3 separate regions of the Homo sapiens genome follow, and all the other regions are linked to region 3. Evidence: chromatin contacts called from ENCODE Hi-C or POLR2A ChIA-PET data. All regions are on one chromosome and are shown on one strand. The core of a region is the stretch at or near the end of the contact, and the rest is flanking DNA. Distances in the headings are between cores, read along the strand shown.

Evidence for each region. A loop is a pair of places that touch in the nucleus more often than their neighbours do. ChIA-PET counts read pairs that join two places held with the same protein, here RNA polymerase II (POLR2A). Pooled maps may share reads with other maps.
Region 1: a pooled map shows a loop between it and region 3 (4-fold over the local background). The contact joins two enhancer-like sites. A Hi-C loop is called at or near these places in 7 of 50 pooled maps. POLR2A ChIA-PET finds 5 or more read pairs at or near these places in 12 of 52 experiments (BJ, CD4-positive, alpha-beta T cell, HEK293T and 8 more).
Region 2: a loop to region 3 is called in a pooled map, with 2.3 times the contacts of the local background. The contact joins two enhancer-like sites. A Hi-C loop is called at or near these places in 4 of 50 pooled maps. POLR2A ChIA-PET finds 5 or more read pairs at or near these places in 4 of 52 experiments (A673, CD4-positive, alpha-beta T cell, T-cell and 1 more).

What each region holds. Positions count from the first base shown.
Region 1 is chr15:63,750,827-63,755,111 of GRCh38, reverse strand. HERC1 (HECT and RLD domain containing E3 ubiquitin protein ligase family member 1) reads left to right here. Exons shown (of 78, transcript NM_003922.4): 7 at 464-607; 8 at 2,027-2,154. Among named protein-coding and RNA genes, the nearest start is that of HERC1, 81 kb to the left of the region's middle. Within about 2 kb of position 2,816, at least 2 of the 41 ENCODE cell types and tissues checked have a DNase peak (open chromatin) inside an H3K27ac peak, as active enhancers do.
Region 2 is chr15:63,968,539-63,972,680 of GRCh38, reverse strand. It overlaps DAPK2 (death associated protein kinase 2), which reads left to right. Exons shown (of 12, transcript NM_014326.5): 4 at 1,120-1,258. Among named protein-coding and RNA genes, the nearest start is that of DAPK2, 76 kb to the left of the region's middle. RefSeq lists an enhancer at 1-249 and a silencer at 997-1,291. Within about 2 kb of position 2,465, at least 17 of the 41 ENCODE cell types and tissues checked have a DNase peak (open chromatin) inside an H3K27ac peak, as active enhancers do; they include CD4-positive, alpha-beta T cell, where a contact is called at or near this core.
Region 3 is chr15:63,858,175-63,862,590 of GRCh38, reverse strand. No RefSeq gene overlaps it. Among named protein-coding and RNA genes, the nearest start is that of MIR422A, 11 kb to the left of the region's middle. RefSeq lists an enhancer at 2,071-2,130. Within about 2 kb of position 2,275, at least 8 of the 41 ENCODE cell types and tissues checked have a DNase peak (open chromatin) inside an H3K27ac peak, as active enhancers do; they include CD4-positive, alpha-beta T cell, where a contact is called at or near this core.

The DNA.
Region 1 (4,285 bases), core at 1,567-4,066, 110 kb after region 3:
AGCTCAGAGGAAGATAATTTTATATAGATAAGACCTAGATTTTAGTGCTGATATTTAAATGTAATTAAATCTAGCAAGCATTTACTGAGTGTGCCCTATTATGACCAGGCATTGTAGGGTTTCTGGGATAAAAGCAATACCATCATGATCCTGAAGTTTATAATCTAGTGGGTAATGAAAACAAGTCAACATGAGCATGAAACAGGACAACACAAGGTAAGTGCTGTGAGGGGAGCATGAAAAGAATATTCTAATGGTTCACCGAAGTGACTCTATGACCCAGTTTAGGAGCACCTTGGAAGATTGAGAAGATGTTAGAAATGATTGTGTTTTTCATATTGCATTGCATTAAAAAAATCTCAATTCTATTTTAAAGTTGTAACATTTATTATACTTGTGAAGTCAAGGCCTAGAGAAAAAGAGTTAATGTTGTTTCTTTGTTGTTGTGTGTGTTTTATCCAAGGTCATGGTGACAGCAATAGTCGTAACATTCCAACATTAGTAAAAGACATCAGCAATGTAGGAGAGGTTTCTTGTGGCAGTTCACATACTATTGCTCTGTCTAAAGATGGGAGAACTGTATGGTCTTTTGGAGGAGGAGACAATGGTATGTAAAAAATTATTTATCAGTAGCTTTGGCTTTTTTCTTGAGTTTTTTAAAAATTTATTTTTCAGTTATATATGCCTAGTGTAGAATGACTCAAATACAGATGAGCAGAAATTAAAAAATGAACTGAGCTTTTACAAATGTTACTTTAACCATTGTTAACATTTTGGAAATAGACTTCTAAATAAATACACATTTATACAAATATTTACATATATTTCTACTTAGATGTGTTTTTAAAAACCAAAGTATACCTACATGTGTATGTTTTATATAAGTTTATATATGTTTTGACATATATATGTTTTACTCTAATAGTTTTTTTTTTTTTGAGATAGGGTCTTGCTTTGTTACCCAGGCTAGAGTGCAGTGATGCAAACCTGGCTCACTGCAGCCTCAACCTCCTGGGCTCAAGCGATCCTCCTGCCTCAGCCCCCCAAGTAGCTGGGACTACAGGCATGCACCACCATGCCTGACTAAGTTTTGTATTTTTTTTAGAGACAGGATTTTGCTTTATTGCCCAGGCTGGCCTCGAACTTCTGGGCTCAAGTGATCTGCCAGATTTAGTCTCCCAAAGTGCTTGTATTACAGGCATGAACCTCCGTGCCCGGCATGAGTATCTTTTTTATATCAACAAGCATGACTCTACATCATTCTTTTAAATGGCTTGAAGTGTTCTTTTATTTGATGGTGGCACAATTTATAAAACCAGTTTCTTATTGTTGAGTATCTAGATGGTTTCAATTTTTTTCAGTATTAACAACACAATGAATGACTAAATCTATGTCTACTTTAATTAGTCACTCCTACTAGCAGTGTGAATGCTTACTTCCCCATAGTCTTCAACAACAGCATGTATTAAATTTAATTAAATAATTTCAATAGTGAAAATGGTATCATTTAATTTATACTTTTTTTTATTCCTGGTGTGGTTGGATTTGTAGATGATTGGCCATTTGTTTTTCTTCTTTAATGATTTGTCCAGTTTTCAATTTCATGAGCTATTGATTTTTTAAAAAGTTTATGAAAAATTATATGCATATACATTCTTTTTTAAAGTTTATGAAAAATTATACGCATATAGTACCTGTATATTTTGTCAGCAAATTTGAAGTTAGAAATATAGCCATTAAAGGGGGAGAAAGACAGAAAAATAATTGTCTATGTTTCTTTTAAAGTGATTTTAAATTGCTTGATTTTAATTGCTTGAAATTAAGATATAAAAGGCTATCAGTGGTTGTTAACTTTCTTGTAATAAAAATGCTCGTTTGTTAACATCCTCAGCTATCAGAAACATAGCTTTTCATATCTGCCAGGTTAGTGATGGAAACATTAGAGCTCCTTATCAACTTTAGTAGTGTTAAAAAGAGTAGAGGTTCTTTAAAACAAGTAAATTGTTTAATGTGTTTGTTTTTATAGGTAAACTTGGTCATGGTGATACCAACAGAGTGTATAAACCTAAAGTTATTGAAGCTTTACAAGGAATGTTCATTCGCAAAGTTTGTGCTGGGAGCCAGTCTTCACTTGCTTTGACATCAACAGGGCAGGTAGGACTAAGGGATGAGTATAAAAGACTTAGAGTATTTCAGAGGATTAGGTGACTAAAAAGTAATACTTGTATTTAAATTTTAAAGTTCAAATAAATACATTTTTAGGCAACATGCTAAAATGAAATATCTTCTTCTGTTTGAAGTAGAGTATCTGAGAAGGAACCAGGTTTTCTAACCTGGCATATGTGACCCAGATAAATCTTAGTGGAGCCTCTGTTCTTTGTATTAAACTGACTTTCTAAAATGTTTTAGCATTTAGCTTCCCTTAAACCTTTTCTAAAACATTATGGATAGTCGGGGAAAGCTGAACTAGATCTTGATGGAGCCAGTGATATGAACTAAGAAGGCAAGAGGGTGATCAAAAAGGAGGGTAAAGAGAACACTTAGGTATGGAAAATATTCTGAGAGAGTTAGGTGTTTCTGAGAAACAGTGTGAAGTCAAGCTTAGGATAGTCAGAATTTTATGAGCCTTTATAAAGGCTCATAAGCTTTGTACTTTTATAGCTTATAAGCTTCGAACTTTTACATGCGTATTTTCACTCTTACCCTATTTGTTTGTTGAGGATAGGGAGGAGCCAGGTATAATTATAGACTGACAATATTTGTCCCTGTGTATCCATCAGTTATGGCAGTAAAAAAGTGAGCTGGCCACTTATTCTGTCATGTATAGGAGGCCACCTTGTGTCAGGCAGTGGTATAAAAGTGTTTTATGACTAATTGACAAGGCAGAGGAGCAGAAAAGCTGAAATCAGCATATAATTTGATTATTCACTGAGAAACTAGAATGCCTTGTGTTCTAAAAATCTTCAAGCTATTCATCATTACATTAGCTAGTTGCTGCCTTAAGAATATCTCTTCTACGTGTTTCTCACTATGGTTTTTGTAGTAAGAATCCATGAATTGAAGTTAGAAGATGCTTATGTATTTGATGTATACACACAGGCAAATAACAGACACCCCTTGAGCATCATGTGCTTCTTTTTTTATGAAGGAGTAATAATTTCTGCTTTGCATACAAGTGATCACATAAGATAATCATTAGAATTGAGAGTTTCTATAGATTATCCAATACTATTCAACTATTAGTTGGTAGTGGTAGTAATAATAGTAATAATAATAATAAATCCATTACATTGAATTCCAAGAGAACTTGTAAACTGTTTGCTGTATAGAATAGTTGTATTATGAGTACCTTAAGTTATATGAAATCAAATATATATGCGTGAAAAAAATAAAGTCAGAAATACTTTTAATGGGTAAGAATAGTTTTCTTTACCATTAAACTTGAGCATGAAATAATGATCAACATTTGCTTTTCCCTCAGTCTGTCTCAGCACTTTCAGGCCTCTTCTGTACTGACTTCCCACCATACTATATAGTATGGTCCAGTCTCTAAAGGCAAGCCAAGTATTTCTCATCTGGTGCTCAACCGAAGGAACGCTGCAAGAGAAAACTCTATGTAGGCCTTACTGAGTGACAGTATTACAGTGATGTGTCACTTAATGGGATATGTTCTGAGAAATGTGTTATTAGGCCATTTTGTTATTGTGAGAACATTGTAGAGAGTACCACACAAACCTAGATGGTGTAGCCTACTACGCTCCTAGACTATATGGTATAGCCTATTGCTCCTAGGTTACAAACCTGTACTGCATGTTACTGTACTGAATACCTTCAGAAATTGTAATATAATGGTAAGTATGTATCTAAACATATCTAAACATAGAAAAGTTACAGTAAAAATACTGGCATCAAAACTCCGTTAGATCTTAAGGGACCACTGTTGTATAATGTGGTCTGCTATTGACCGAATGGTGCATGAGTGTATATGATACCTCATGAGTGATTTAGGAAATCTTCTGTGATGATTTTGAGTATACATTATTTCACTGTCGTTATCTTTAGTTCCTAACATCTCCTAAAATATGCCTTATGTACTGGAATCTTGTTGCATTCTATACTTAAGTAAGTTATCTGGAAACAAGTACAAATATATGTTCTCATTTTATTTTATTTTGAACTCAGGGTCTCACTCTTTTGCTCAGGCTGGAGTACAGTGGCACAAACATGGCTCACTGCAGCCTTGACCTACCTCCTGGGCTCAAGAGATCTTCCCCATCCCAGCTCC
Region 2 (4,142 bases), core at 1,216-3,715, 110 kb before region 3:
TTGCTTAGAAATCTCCTCAGCCAAATATTCCATTTTTATTGCTTACAAGTTCTGCCTCCTATAAAACACTAGGGCACACACACAATTCAGCCACGTTCTCTGCTACTTTATAACAAGGATGCCCTTTCCTCCATTGACCAGACCAGTAACATGTTCCTCATATCCATCTGAGACATTATCAGAATGGCCTTTCCATCTGTATTTCTACAAATATTTTGTTGATGGCCACTTAGGTATTCTCTAAGAAGATTGAGAATCTCCTCTCTTTGTGATCCCTCACCAGGACCACCCTTACAGTCCATTCATTCATGGCAATGTAGGCTTTTTCTAGTTGGCACCCCAAACCTCTTCCAGCCTCTACTTGTTAGCTGATTCCAAAGCAGCTTCCACATTTTTAGGTGTCTGTTACAGTAGCACTCCACACTTGGTACCAATTTCCTCTCTCAGTTCATTCAGGCTGCTGTATAACAAAATAACCATAAACTGGGTGGCTGACAAACAACATAAATTTATTTCTCACAGTCCTGGAGTCTGGGAAGTCTAAGATCAAGATGAAGGTTCACTTCCTCATAGATGGCTGTCTTTTGACTGTAACTTCACATAGTGCAAGGGGAAAGTAAGCCCTCTGGGGTCTCTTTTATAAGGGCACTAATCTCATTTGTGAGGTCTCTAACTTCATGACTTAATTACTTCCCAAAGGCCCTATCTCCTAATACCATCACCTTGGGGGTTAGAATTTCAAAATATGAACTTGGAGGAACGCAAACATTCAGGCTAAATAATCTGCTTGTTTTTGTCCCCTGCCATCTCAGGCATATGGAGGGGAGAGGGCAACCTCCAGGGTGACTGGGACCAGGGCCTAGAGTGGGAGCAGAGGCTCTTCTGACAACACCTCCAGGGTGATTCCTGCCCTTGTGATCCAAAAGAAAGAACAAAGCAAATAGGAGCAAAGTCAGTCCCTGGCACTGGACAGACAAAGCCCCAGAAATAAGCCAGGGGGATTCTGCCATACAAGGTCCCTGGGGGGTCAGGATGAGGGCTTGCCCCTATCAGCCCAGCCTCATGACATGCAGAGCTGACTGGGCCTGGGCCTCCCCTCCCCCCGCTGGTGTTTTACAGAGTGTCTGGAGGAGAGCTCTTCGATTTCCTGGCCCAGAAGGAGTCACTGAGTGAGGAGGAGGCCACCAGCTTCATTAAGCAGATCCTGGATGGGGTGAACTACCTTCACACAAAGAAAATTGCTCACTTTGATCTCAAGGTCAGTAAGGGGAGAAAGGGAAAAGAATCAAGTTTAGGAAGAAGAGGCTTAGTCCCTCCTGGTGTCTTTCCCAGGATGGGCCCAGTGCCGACCAGCCCTTCTTTCTCATCTTACAGTGAAAAACCCTGAGCTCATGGGAAAGATGATGCCACGGAAATGTCCACCTTCTCAGTTTCATTTTTCATAACAGGTTTTCTGCACACTGGAGCTGACTGCAAGAAGCTGCTTAAATCAGACTTCAGGCACCTTATTTATTTCAGGGAGCAGGGGGGAACACTTTCTAAATAAGTAGACCAGTGACAGGAAACTTGAAACCAAACACCTTTCACAAGACTGAACTTTTCAGTAACAAAAAACTAGAAATGTTTGGAGGATTGCTGAAGTTGGCTGGCTCGCCAGACCCATTCATAGTGCAGCCTCCATCATCCCTTGACCAGAGCTTGTAAATCCTGGAGCCCAGGGACCACTGGCTGCCCTCCCCAACTCACAACCCCTACTGTGCTCCAAACTGTGGTCATAAAACTGCTTGTAGGGGCCACTGATCATTTATGGTGACTGGTATTCAGGACTGAGAGAGTTCACTGTGACCACATAGGACTTCATAAAGCAAGAATGTGGTCAAAGTAGAAGGATCAGTTCCCTTAGTAACTGAGCTCAGTTGCATAGACTGATGAGCCTATACAGATACTTAATGTGTAAAGTCCTCTAACTTTGATCAATTCTATGACCTGTTTGCTGGGGAGATCCCTTCATTTTTCTATCCAGAAATCCCTGTGGTCTTTCAAGCATGGTGCTGGGTGCTTGGGTATTGCTGCTGATACAAAATTCACTGAGGCCCTGTCTGAGATTACTTCATCTTTTCCAGGAACCTTAGTGTAGGAGATAGAAAAACCAGCAACTCTAAGTACTATGCTAGAAGGAAGCCCAGGGTGGGTGGGGAGGCTAAAGGAGGGGACATCTAAGTCCAACCGGGATATCAGAGAGGGCTCCCTGGAAAAAGTGCTATGTAGTTGAGTTCTGAAGGATTGGTAGGAAATAGAAGAAGAGAAGGGCCTTATAAGGAAGAAAGGCCAGCAGAATACATGGTCACAAAACAGCACAATGCATTCAGGGAAGTACAGGCATGGGAAGTGTGTGCTGAGTGGCTGGGGAAGAAGCCAGGAACAGTGCAGGAAGCAGACACAAGGGTCTGGGAGCTAAGCCAAGGAGCTTGCACTTTACCCTGAGAGATAAGGGTTCAGGTGAGCAGAGAAGTGAGGTAAGCATGTACTTGTTTCAGAGTGATCCCTCTGGCTGGGAGGATGGATAGGCTGGAGACAGCCTGGAGGCTGGGGCTCAGCTAGGAGGCTAAAGCAATAATCTAGGTAAGATGTGAGGAGAGGACAGAGTCAAGATCTTTTGCAGAGGTCAATCTGAGGATTGATTAGGTGCCTAATTAGAGGTAGAGATGAAGGAGGGGACAGGGTTCTGGATGACACCCAAGTTCTGGCTTGTGCCCCTGGCCCAGAGAGGGTCTGGCATGTCCATTATCTCACAGTGGCTATGCCAGGGCATGAGCTCAGTTCCCATATGAGTCCCTACCCCAGCTCTTACTCTACTCTGCCTGATAGGGTGACCTTCTATGAGTCCCCTTAGCATGGTCCTCCTTCCTTAGGCTCACTGTCACTTTTTTTTTTTTTTTAATAGAGATAGTCTCGCTCTGTCACCCAACTGGAACACAGTGGTGTGATCACAGCTCACTGCAGCCTCGACTTCCTGGGCTCAATCTATCCACTTGCCTTAGCCTCCTGAATAGCTGGGACTAAAGGCGTGTGCCACCATACCTGGCTAATTTTTGTATTTTTTGTAGAGGCGGGGTCTTGCCATGTTTGCCCAGGCTGGTCTTGAGCTCCTGGGCTCAAGTGGTCCACCCGCCTCAGCCTCTCAAAAGTGTTGGGATTACAGGCATGAGCCACTGCGTCTGGCCATGATTGTCAGTTTGTTTTTGGTGTTTCTTTTTGGGGGGGACAGGGTCTCACTCTGTCACCCAGGCTGGAGTGCAGTGGCGTGATCTCAGCTCACTGCAGACTAGACCTCTCAGGCTCAGGTAATCCTCCCACCTCAGCCTCCCAAGTAGTTGGGACTACAGAAACATGCCACCATGGCCAGCTAATTTTTGTATTTTTTTGTATAAATGGGTTTTTGCCATTTTGCCCAGGCTGGTCTGCAACTCCTAGGCTCAAGCAATCTGCCCACTTCAGCCTCCCAAAGTGTTGGGACTACAGGCATGAGCCACTGCTCCTGGCTGTCACGGTATTTTTTAATACCTCCAACAGAAGTCTTCCAGAGTTTTACTGAGGCGTCACAGGGTAAAAATGGGGGTCACCAAGGATGGTGAGGCCTGGGCAGGCCTTTGGACCTCAGGGTAGTAACAGCAGGAAATGGTCTGCCTTGATTGCACCTGTGTGACTTCCTGGTACTGCTGTGGACAATTAACTTGTTGTTTTATTGTGTCTTTGCTGGCTCCAGGAGAGCTGCTTCAAAATGGGCTCCTTTGTCTTTTCTTGAATGGGTCTGGTAGGAGGAGTGGCTGGAGCCCAACAGGCACCAATGACTGCAGCAGGTTCGTGATGTTTGGCTTGCCTTTATGGCAGCTCGCTGTGGTGGGGAGAGCACTGGCTTGGAGTTAGCCAGGCTGAGTTACCATGTACCATGATACACCTGAACCTCAGCTTTTCAGCTTCAATGCAAATAATACCTACCTGGCAGAGCTGTAAGGGTTAGAGAGAAGCATTAAGTGCCAGATATGGAATAGGTGCTCGGTAATAGTAGCTGTTATTGTTATTCCCCTTCTCAGAATAGAGGAAAAGGAAATAGAACTTTTGTTACAGTGTTGTGGGCCCCA
Region 3 (4,416 bases), core at 1,026-3,525:
CAGGGGTTTCCTGGGGGTAGGACATAGAGGGAATCAGCCTGCAGGGAGGTCAAAATGCTTTGAACTCGGGCTGCAGGAACCTTTGAGAAGTGCTCAGAACTCAGATTCTAAGGACACCCTAGCGAAGTGACTGAACTGAGGCTGTGGGACCTTTCTGGGAAATGTGCGAAATTTAGGCTGCAGGGGCTCACTGAATTCAGGCAGGGGGTTCTTAGGAAATGTACTGACTCTAACTGTGAGGCTGTCTGGGGAGGCTGATAAACTCAGGTCCAACAGGACATTCTTGAGGACTGCATTGAACTCAAGTTGTAGGGGCTTCTTGGAGAGACCCATGAACTGAGTTTATGGACCCTTTTTGGGGAGGTCACTGAACTTTCACTGCATGCCTGGAACTTTGCTTGCAGACTCAAAGTCCATGTGGCTGTCCTCTGCTACACAAACTCAGAGGTACAAGACATACAGACAGACATGGACTGCAGTTACCCAAGGATCATTCACAGTCTCTCCTCTCTCCTTGCTACACACACACATACACACACACACACATACACACACCCTGTCTCTTCAGTCCCCTCTCCTGGTTCTTCCATAATTTCCTAACCTCTGAACACAGGAATGTTCAGAGTTCAGTCCACAAACCTCCCCATTTGTTTATACTCACTTTTTTTTTTTTTTTTTGAGATAGGGTCTTGCTCTGCCACCCAGGCTAGAGCGCAGTGGCCCAATCTCGGCTCCCTGCAATCTCTGCCTCCCAGGTTCAAGCGATTCTCATGCCTCAGCCTCCCAAGTAGCTGGGACTACAGGCACATACCACCATGCCCAGTTAATTTTTGTATTTTTAGTAGAGACTGGGTTTAACCATGTTGCCCAGGCTGGTCTTGAACTCTTGACCTCAAGCGATCCCAGCAATGTCTATCTGGGCACTCTTCACTCCTTTACCCAGCTTTGTATTTTCTCTGTAGCTCTTATCACAGTCTGATATACTGTAGATTTATTTGTTATTTGTTCATTGTCCGTCTCTTCCCACTTAAATATAAACTCCATTAAGGCAAAGACTTTGTCTTGTTCACTGCTGTATCCCTCCAATTACAACAGTGCTTGAAAAATAGCAGTGCTCAATAGATATTTGTCGAATGAATGAATGAATGCTGGGAACCAAGTGAATATTTGTTGAATTGAGGGGTACTGGACCCCACTTTTTGTTTTTCTTTGAGACAGTCTCACTCTGTGCCCAGGCTGGAGTGCAGTGGTGCAATCTTGGCTCACTGCAACCTCTGCCTCCCAGGTTCAAGCAATTCTCCTGCCTCAGCCTCCCAAGCAGCTGGGACTATAGGCACAAGCCACTAATTTTTGTATTTTTAGTAGAGACAGGGTTTTACCATGTTGGCCAGGCTGGTCTCAAACTCTTGACCCCAGGTGATCCACCTGTCTCAGCCTCCCAGAGTGCTGGGTTCACAGGCATAAGCCACTGCACCTGGCCTGGACCCTACTCTTGATCTTTGTGGATCACACAGACCTGTATCTTCCTTTTCAGAGATTCTTTAAAAAAAAGAGAGAGAGAGATTTTTTCTAAATCAGTTACCAAGGCTGTTAAATGGGAAAATGAATAGCTAGTCTAAAGGAGGAAATTTAGCACTTGTAGAACAGCAAGGGGGTGCTTGAAGCATGACAGCTGAAGGTAACATATATAGGTAATGTAATACAGGTAACATAGCCTACATGAGTAATGTCTAGTCTGAAAACGAATACTACTTTGAGTATTTAAAACAGAAAGATGTTAATAGACATCACACAAGCAATGGAAGAATCAAGAAAGCACTGGAGAGTATGACACAACTCAGATCAGCAGCAGCAGGAAACCATTTCTACTCCTAGGCCAGAGAGTGAGGAGGAAGGTTTTCAGGGCACAGGGACCAGGGACATCAACAGATACTTTCTTGTAATTCTGACAGCTGCTATAAGGAGAGGAGTCTGGGGCATCTGGCCGCGTTTCCAAATCTGCTCGGCCCTTTTCTTCCAAGGATGATCTGGTTCTGCTCTTTGATCCAGGGCACTGCTTTAAAGAGCCTGTTTGTTTGTGGCAGGCACCAGACTAGTATTGTCACTGGTTCATGGACTCTGAAAGCACCTAGAAGATCCACTGTTCCTGTGGCAGTGGATGATGGCAGCTGGTACACCCTGGGTGCAGCTGGTGTCTTTGATTTAGTACAAGCACCTTTCAAAGATTTCATTACACTTGAAAGCCTCACCTCCGGAAGGCAGTGGGTGGGGGAGCAGCTGTTCAGCCTCTGTAGAGATAGGACCAATGGGTGCATTTCTGAGGAAGTAGACTTCAACTAAGGAAGAAGTTTTTAACACAGCTGCCAGCAATGGCCTTGGCTCTCTTGTGAAGAAGTGAGCTTTCTGCTCCAGAAGGTATTCTAGCAGTCTGTCAAAAATCTTGCAGTGAGGAAAGCCTACAGTGGCCTACAAAAGCCTGCTAAATGCCTTCTCCATTGCTTCTAACTTTGCCCAACTCTGAATTCTGTGGGTGAACAACTAGCTCCTTTCATTCTGGCCCTCTATTCTTTCTTTTTTCTTTTTCTTTTCTTTTTTTTTTTTTTTTTTTTGAGACGTATCACTGGTGTCGCCCAGGCTAGAGTGCAGTGGGGCCATCTTAGCTCACTGCAACCTCTACTTCCTGGGTTCAAGTGATTCTCCTGCCTCAGCCTCCTGAGTAGCTGGGATTACAGGCATGCACCATGACACCTGGCTAGTTCTTTTGGTATTTTTAGTAGAGACAGGGTTTCACCATGTTGGCCAGGCTGGTCTCGAACTCCTGACCTCAAGTGATCTGCCCGCCTCAGCCTCCCAAAGTGTTGAGATTACAGGCATGAGCTACCATGCCCAGCCTGGCCCTCTATTCTTGACACATCCTTCTGCAGACCAACCCCATGTCTGCAAGTTTCATAACCCCAGTGAGAGAGCATCTGAGGGCAGGGTAGGCATGTGCCACTCAGTAGGCCTTCCCTCCTGTCTCACTTCTCACTCCCATGGCCAACTCATAGCCTGGCTTTTGGTTGAGGAAACTGGCACTTGGTGAGTATAGTAGATCGAATAACAGCCCCTCAAAGATGTCCACATCTTAATTCCTGAACCTATGTTAATTTACATGGCAAAAAGAGGTCTTGCAGATGTGATTAAATTAGAAATCATGGGATGGGGAGATGATCCCAGATTAGCCAGGTGAGCCCAATGCAATCACTAGAGTCCTTATAAAAGAAAGGCAGGGCAGAGAAGAAGACAGAAGCAGGGGTTGGAGTGATGTTCTTTGTAAAAATGGAGGAAGCAGCCATGAGCCAAAGAATGCAGATGACATCAGAAGCTGGAAAAGGCAAGGGAATGGATCTCCCCTAGGGCCTCCAGAAAGAATGCAGCCCTGCTAACACCTTGCTTTTAGCCCCATAAGACCCATTTTTTTTTCAGGCTTCTGACCTCCAGAACTGCAAGATAATAAACTTGTATTGTTTTAAGCTACTACATTCGTCATAATTCATTTTCAAAACAGGAAACTAATATAGAGGACTTACGATCCATTCCCATGACAACCAACACAACAGCCTGGTAGCTGACCAAATAAAAAGGCCAGGCATGGTGGCTCACACGTGTAATCTCAGCACTCTGGGAGGCCCAGGAGGGTGGGTCACTTGAGGTCAGGAGTTCAAGACCAGCCTGGCCAACATGGTGAAACCCCATCTCTACTAAAAATACAAAATCAACCGGGCATGGTGGCAGGCATCTGTAGTCCCAGCTACTCAGGAGGCTGAGGCACGAGAATCACCTGAACCCATGAGGCAGAGGTTGCGGTGAGTCAAGATTGTACCACTGCACTCCAGCCTGGGCAACAGAGCAAGACTCTGTCTCAAAAAAACAAACAAAAAACATTTTCCATAGGAAGGAAGCAAACATGGTAGTTAAAAGCATGGGTCTTGCAGGCAAACAGACCTGATTCAAATCCAAGCTCTGCTAGGTTGCGTGATAGCTCAGAGCTTCATTGTCTCATCTGTAAAATGGGAGTGTTACGGCCACCTTGCCCAAGGTGGTTGTGAAGATGAAATAAAATAATGCAGTTAAAGCACTCAGCATAGGTCCTAGAACACAGGAAAGTCTCAGTAAATAGTAGTGGTAGCTATTATTACTCCTACCACCATCTCCATCATTGCTACTACTGTTACTACCAATACTACTGCAGTTGCTGCTGCTACTGCTACTATTACTGCTGCAGCTATTGCTAATATTACTATTGCTATTTACCACAACAATATCTATGCCTGGGGCCAGACACAGTGAATCACTCCTGTAATCTCAGAACTTTGGGAGGCTGAGGCAGGAGGATCGCTTGAGCACAAGAATTGGAGACCCACCTAGGCAACACAG